Linked DNA regions of Mus musculus: region 2 is linked to region 1. Evidence: chromatin loops called from intact Hi-C (ENCODE). Cell type or tissue: heart. All regions are shown on one strand.

Region 1 (4,000 bases):
CATCCATCCCTCCTACCTGACTCCTCAAAAAAATCTCTATTTACCCTTCCCTCTTCATGTAAGCTGCTGTGAGCCACAGTTCAGTCTGGAGATGTGGATCCCATAAACACAGAAGCCGGGTGCTGAATAAAAACCTTGAAACATTCCACTGTCTACCCCTCAGATACATATTAACAGTTGGATGGTTGTATTTCTGGGCCACTTTTGGAATCTAGACACACATCACTAATACATACATATATTGCAAGTGTAATTTCTACTCCAATACAGATAGAAAAAAAAAAAACCTTTTATTTTTCACATTAGGACTTGAATTGTATTATGTGCCCCAGTTCTAAGATCCATTTGTTTGGTCTCTGAAGTTGTATCTATAGGTTTTGGGTTTGTGTTATAGTGAGTGTCGGGACTAAATTCAAGTGATGTCACCTAGGACACCTCTACAGAAAGTGGTGGGTATCCCCAACCAGTGTTCAATGTTTTCTCACTGAGGTCTACCCATGTGCCTTCTCTAGCTTGTTACCACTGCTCCTCTGTGCTGTACGTCTGGAGACCAATCTCACCTGAATAACTGCAGTTGTCTCTCGGTTACCCAATTGCTGCCTCCATGTCTCCTATCCACTTATTTGTCACACATGAGTTAGGGTATTAATAATCAAATGGCAACAAATCATACTGACCAACTGCTTAACATCTTCAATGGATTCACCTTACCAGAGGATAGTTCAAGCTCTGACAGCCTTGCCAACATCCTAGTGATCTGATCACTATCTGTGGAACCCATGAAGCTCTGTCCCTCTGCCCACTTGGTCCAAGCTCATCTCTGTCCTAACATAAGTCATACTCTCACCTACAAGCCTTAGATACTCCTGTTTAAAATATCCTTCACAGATGTGTTTCTCAAGTCTGTGTTTAGGCTAGTTTCTTACAGATATTTTCTAAATATAAAAGTTTATTCTTGTTGCCCCAATATATCACATAGGTCTTAGAATCTACAATTTCATTGTTTTTAGTACTATAATGTAAGTTGTATAAAACAGTTTATTACTGTTGCCCAGGTTTTCATAAAAGTATCTGGAATATAATATGCTTTAAATAAACAGCCTTTGAATAGATAAATAAACATGACAGACCCCATACATTATGAAGAGAATCACAGAATCTTCCTAAATTTGTGAAAACAAATAATGAATTTCAATTCACCAGTTAGCAAATCAAAACATTTTCTTTATAATTATATAGTTAACTGTTAAAACAAAGTGGTATATATGATTGAAATTATATCAATCCATACTTGCTCCCTCACCACTTAATAGTACATTTTGGAAAGCATTCCTTATTAGAATTTATGGATCTAGCTTGTTTTGAATTTTGAATAGTAATATAGTACATAGTATGAATACTCTGTGTATGTTCATACATGAAAATGGATGGGAAGAAAATGTAGAATATAATAGAAAAATGGTAGGCAGAGACAGACAGAGAGATAGACAGACAGACAGACATGGTTACATAAGAAAAGTGACATAATCAAATTATGGCAATTTAAAGTTTGTTAAAGGGTCTACTCCTGAGAAAGTAGCCAAGGTATAAATAATGCAGGCAGGACAGAAGCCTGAGCATCATAACTCTGCTAGGCCCAAAGGAAAGAGGACACTGTGACCTACTCTTACTCAGTGTCTGTTCCTTATTGATCAGACTCATTTGCACAAGACAGTATGGGAAGACAAGCATTTACCTTTACATGTATCTCCGGGAACTTTTCAACAAAACCCACCTAAACACACGCACACGTGCATACGCACACACACGCACGCACACACGCACACTGAATTTGTGCTCAATTTTTATACCACAGATGGTCTATGTAGGAATTGTCACAGCACAAACTTTCCTATATCAGATTATATGAAATTGTATAGCAAAGTATTCAACATAGTCCACCATGTATTTATAGCTGATCTCTAATTTTCTTCTAAATACTTTTAATTGAAAATAATTTTAAGATATTTATACATCTTGTGTGATCTGAATATACCTTTATCTGAGTTCTTGAGCATACTAGACATGTAGCTTTTTGTTCAAAGGAAAAGTACCTTAGATTTAAAAAAAATTAATATGAAATTCAGATGTCCCTGACCAACCACAGGGTTCTGCCCCAACAAACAAATCATGAATTGAAAATACGTCCCATCAAAAATACGTTTAGCCAGCAGGGAGTAAGTTTCTCAGTCAGTTTGAGATTGATTTCTCTATGTCCCACAGCTGAGATGTGTGGAGTCTTCAACAATAGTGTCTTAACATGTGGTTATAGAGGAAAACCAAGGGCAATCACAATATCCTGTGTTGTTTTCTGAGACCTCTGAGTTCTCCCCGATCAACAACTCATCAGGAGGTAACCCCATGCCTTGTATTGAAATTTTCATTTAATAACCTATGTTTTCTGGGAACAACATTATTCACCCAGGTAGAGTAATTCCATTCAAACTCTGGTGTGCGTGTGTGTGTGTGTGTGTGTGTGTGTGTGTGTGTGTGTGTGTTTAAAGTTGTATTTTGAGATTAGTTTCCGAAGTAGTGGATTTCCTTAAATATTTCCCATAGAACCTTAGTTCTGGTTAATCTATAAACTATTTCTTCTCTTTCCTACCCACACTCTCACCTTTGCTTAGTCCTTTAGCTATCAGTATCCCCTCTTTTCTTTCATTGCATATGTGTTCTACAATGTGAGATAACAGGATTCCATGTTGTTCTCTTGTTTTTGATTTTTGTTATTGTTGTTGTTGTTGCTTTAGGATAGTCCTTACATCATGTTTTACTCACGCTCCTGCCTCCTCCCCTACTTAAACCTTTTTCCCTCTAATATCTAACTTCAATACTTTGATTTGACCTACAGTCTGCTAACCCACTACCTTAAGATATCCTGACTCCCTAATACAGATCACTTGCTAGTCCCCCGCCTTTCACTTGTGCTCCAAGTTAAAGAGACAAAACCAAAGGTCTGAAGTACAAGGTGTTCTGTAGGCTACCAGGGAAGAAAAGACACCAAGGTTCTTACTTAATACTGGACATGGCATTCTGCAAATAGTAACCTGACACTCACAATGTGCTTTCTGATGCAATAATGGTGGGACTATCATGGAGGAACCAAGTTTCTCACTGCTGTTTGAAGCCTGCCCCACAGGAGGGAATTTCACGCCCATTACCGAAATCTTGTACAGAAGTCTATAGCTGAAGAGATCACAGGTTCCAGATAGTACGTGAGATTTTTATATTGCTAAGTGTTCCAACTGTCTTTCAAATGCTTATGTGCATAGCGATAGACCTAGGCTTCTCTCAGCCTTTGTCAGGGAAGCTTTTTTTGTGTAGCAGCAGGCAATGCTGTGGTGCATGACTGGGACTGAGTTCACAGCCCTAAACGAACCATCTCTCCTCAAGCAGCAATCAGGGAAAGTAACCCAAGGGGAAGCAGAAAGGATGGGCAAGCAGAAGGTTGAGGAGTTCTGTGAAATGCTGTCTTCTAGGCAGAGCACAGCAATCACTCTCAGAAATGTTCAGCAGTTGGGTTACCTGTCCAAGAGGAAGCCAGCCAGAATTCTGGCTCTGATGGGTTGGATCATCTCTAGACCCCGCCAGTTACCGAGGGCAGGAGGCACAGCTTACAGAAAACATTAGAAAATCCAGAGTTGTCAAAGGTTAAGTTTGTTTGTTTGTTTGTTTTTTCTTCTTCAAAGGAAGAAAATGACTGATACCTTTTCACCCAGAAGGCTGGAGTGGGTGTTGTAATAAGTGGGTGATCTTTTTAGCTATTCTGTGACCCAGCCTTCCTGAATTCCCAGTATTCTGACCATTGTTTAGGCCCTGATCCTGAGCTTAGCCTCTCAGTGAATAAAACCTATCCTTATGACTTTGCATCCTGCAATAGAATCTAACCTTATGATTATTATAACGTCTTCCTTCCTTGCCCCTTCCCCTGAACACTGTTTCAGTCAACAGAACTCATTCT
Region 2 (4,000 bases), 93 kb after region 1:
GTGTGTGTGTGTGTGTGTGTGTGTGTGTGTGTGTGTGTGTATGTATGTGTTTATATGTGTGTGTAGTAACATGGCTACTCTGGCACAGGCACACCCATAGCATATACCTAATACCAAACAATAAAGATAAAGTTATACCTTTACAGAAGGAAGCAGCCATGTTTGAAGGTGATTTCTTATTGATGGTCAGACAGACAAAGTGAGGAATCAGAGAAATATTTGACAGAATGAGTCAGAAAGAGGATATGCCCAACCTGAAAAACAAGAGATAGGAAAGAGAGACAAAAAAGACAGCAGTACAGATGGAGAGAGGAAGAAGGTTATACAAAAAGAGGTTGAAGAGAGAGAACCATCACAGGTGAAGACAGAATGAGCCAGACAGAGAGTGAGAAAGAGCCAGAAGATTAGAACATATTCTCAAAGTTAGTTATAAGGCCAAGGAGAGCAATTCACTCAGAAGCAGAGAGAAGCCAGTTTGAATCAGTCAGTGTGGAGAACAGCTTGAGCCAGAATAGCCGAGTTGAACTAACCAACAGTGTTCAGAAAGAACTAGAAAGGATGAGTATATTTAGTAGTAACTTTCAGAGGCTGGAAATATTCTAGGTATGGAGGCTAGAGGTTTCCAGAACTAGGCCTAAGTTAGTAGATTGAGGCAGTTACATCTGGCAAATAGGTTACATTTCCAAGTGTGTATACATATATGTGCATATGTGTGTATGCATTTATGCATGGTATATGCTCATATGGAACTCAGAGGATAACTCAGATGTTGGTTCTCAACTTTCACTTTGTTTTGAGCCAGAGTTTCATATTTCTGTTACATTTTCCTGGTTTTGGCCCATAACTTTCAACAGAGTCTGCTTACTATCTCTGACCCCATCCTGCTGTAAGAGATCTGAGACTGCAGATATTCACTACTGGGCTCACCTTTGCATGTGTTCTAGGGACCCAAACTTGGGGCCTAATGCTTGCATAGCAAATACTTTCCCCAGTGAACAATCTCCCTAGTCCAAGAATGTTTCAAACAATGGTTATGGCTTTCTCAGTAGTAGATAATTTACCTAGCATGCATTGGTCTTGGGTTCAAATCCTATCACAAAGAAGAAAGAAAGAAAGAAAGAAAGAAAGAAAGAAAGAAAGAAAGAAAGGAAGGAAGGAAGGAAGGAAGGAAGAGAAAGAAAGAAAGAAAGAAAGAAAGAAAGAAAGAAAGAAGGGAGGGAGGGAGGGAGGGAGGGAGGGAGGGAGGGAGGGAGGGAGGGAGGGAGGGAGGGAGGGATGACTGGAAGGAAAGAGGCCTGGAAGCATTCAAATCTTCCCAATAAACCAAATTCTTTTTAAAATGTGTCTCTTGCAGGGTTCACTGGGTAAACTTGTACCATTATAGCCCCATGCCATGTGTGTGTGTTAAAAGCATCTATGAATTAAACAATTGACCTTTAAAAGAGAAAACATAGTGAGCTGAAAACTCAGTTTCATGTCTTACTGTGCCAATTTACCTAGTCTTAGATGAAATGAGGTGGGACCTGCTTGTGAATGAAAGGCTTCATTAGCGCGGATGCTTGCGTGTTTATGTTTGAGTATAGGCCTTCTATCAAAGGCTCCAGAGTGAAGTGTGACAAGGCAAGTATTTAAATAAGGCCGGGATCCTAGAGACAGAGAGACATCTACTGGTCCATCTACTACTGGTCCTAAGCACCTCCCCCTTTCCTGTAATTAATGTAACATTTTCTCTCTTGCAGCTGACAGCCAAGAGCATAATTAGAGTCTAATACAACACGGAAAAGTCACAAATGCAAAGTGGAATAAACAGTAAACAGAGAGGGGAGAGGAGCCCCGGGAACGTGATGGCTGAGTAACGCCTCAGATAAACTGTGTGCGCACTGACACTGTCATGCTCTCAGCAGCCCCAAGTGAGCCGGTAGCCTGGTGCAGACAGACAGCTCGAATTAATCCCAAGAGAAGCGCGCATGACAGGCGAGAGAAGCAGACAATTAGAATGAAGGAGGAAATTGGAAATGGCAAAGGTGTGAACATATGTCAAATTACAACTAAATGATAAATTACAATTCTGTCATCGGAATAAGCGGTAATTAAGAAAGATTTCAGCTATCCCTCTTGAAAAAAAAAATTGAGAGCACCGTATTTCGCCCCCAGTTTAGATTTGTTTGCAGAATTGTTTCCAGCCATCTCACACGCCGGGCTGAGTCTTCCTGACTTTTGAGATGCATTATTTGTGTACATTAAGGATAATTCTCTTTCCTCTCCCCCGTTTTCCAGACTGGCAGAATGATAATGTCAAAAACGAACAGGAAGCTGATAGTATCCGCTATAAAAACCTGCACTGAGGCTTGCTGCTAAGGCTGCTGCAGCAATCTAATTATTTTAAACAAGCCTGCACAGTCCAGCTGACAATTAGGAAAGTCTGCTCTATGGCTTGGGGGATTCAGAGGAAGCGGGGTAATCACTGTACACAGGTCCTTTTCGTTTAGGCAGTAATGAATGTGGGTGGGGCGTCAAGGCAGTTTTCGGCCACTTAACCACAATTTAAAACAGCTGTGTAATTAGCGCACGTTTCTGCATCCGATATCCAATTCCAATTTAGAGTTTGTAACACCTGTGGTTTTGTTGCAAGCTCTAAGACCACGGCAGGGGGATGACAGAAGCAAAAGCGTAGAGCTGGCAAAGGCAGCTCCCGAGAGGGACATTTTGTCCCACGGGATTCTGTGAGCCCAGACTTGATGAGGAAGGAATCTCAGGTGTAAACAGAACGTCTCGTGAAGGGACAATTTCTATAGTAGATTCAACACAGAATACTCTGACCTTGAATTCTTCTAGAAAGCAGGCATATCTCTGATGTATTAAACCCTTGCAAACTCTATTTAAAAAGAGGAGAGAAAGAAGAGAGAGAGAAGAAAGAAAGAAAGAGAGAGAGAGAGAGAGAGAGAGAGAGAGAGAGAGAGAGAGAGAGAGAGAGAAAGAGAGAAAAGAAAGGAAAGAAAAGAAAAGAAAAGAAAAGAAAGGAAAGGAAATATATAACATGCCATTGGAAAATACGATGCCTTGTGCCCAAGGTGACAATCTGATTTAGCACATCTAAAAATGGTAAAATGGAATTGGTTGGTCATCTTCTACCTGTTATTTAGTGACCATGAGAGCATTGATTTTAGAAATGCAATGAAATTTATAAGGATAATAGTGATAATTTATAGGAAGTCTCAATTGTAAATAAAATTTCTTAATCTATAAACACCCTCCAGTTGTTTGAATATGTATAAGACAATGTTCTAAATTTTCTGTGCATCGGATTCATTGTCAAATGGTAAGGACAGGAGACAATGGAAGTCCTTCACTCACAGAATAGGGATGGTACAATGAGATCCTATTTAAAAGGAGACTGAAATCCTCAAAGTTTCTCTCAGAACATATGTATATATTGACATCATTCCTTTTCCACTCTCCCTTAAGGGCAAAAGAAGCAAATATCTAAAAAGCCAAATAAAGTTCTCTAACAGGGATGTCAGAAACTCTGAGGATTGTCTGGGATGAGTCAATCTCTAGCAGCTACAACCTAATGCTGTAGTCCGAGGCCTCAGAAGCTTAGTTGGGGCAGCATGTTAAAATTCAAAGGGCTCCAGCTGCATATGTAGCAGAAGATGGCCTTAGCTGGCATCAATGGGAGGGGAGGCCCTTGGTTCTGCGGAGGCTCGATGCCCCAGCGTAGGGGGATTCTAGGGCAGTGAAGCAAGAGTGGCTGGGTGGGTGGGCAAGCACCCTCATAGAAGCAGGGGCGAGGGGGATGGGATAAGGGGCTGCGGAGGGGAAGGACAACATTTGAAATGGAAATAAATAAAATAAGCAATTAAAAAAGTTAAAGGGCCAGTCACCGTTAATTACATTAGGGTTTCCTTTAGGAAGTGCACTCAGCACAGCGCCACCTGCCCCTTCCTCCTTCTTCTCTACATCTGCTGTGATCTGAGGCGGGTCATATTTAAAGTAATTC

The links. Hi-C counts contacts between places; a loop is a spot of excess contacts. Peaks named below come from ENCODE experiments on the same cell type or tissue, not always from the same donor. Only the 100,000 strongest peaks of a DNase experiment are listed, where the experiment ranks them.
Region 2: a loop joins it to region 1, with 2.2 times the contacts of the local background. A loop is called at or near these places in 2 of 42 quality-filtered maps.

The regions. Positions count from the first base shown.
Region 1 is chr3:134,422,794-134,426,793 of GRCm38, reverse strand. 4930539C22Rik (RIKEN cDNA 4930539C22 gene) reads left to right here and starts at 3,159. Exons shown (of 9, transcript NR_040600.1): 1 at 3,159-3,250. In heart, no CTCF peak of the experiment used is centred here; no DNase peak of the experiment used is centred here.
Region 2 is chr3:134,329,619-134,333,618 of GRCm38, reverse strand. No RefSeq gene overlaps it. Among named protein-coding and RNA genes, the nearest start is that of Mir1895, 91 kb to the right of the region's middle. In heart, a CTCF peak has its summit at 1,665; no DNase peak of the experiment used is centred here; H3K4me3 peaks cover 1,110 bases.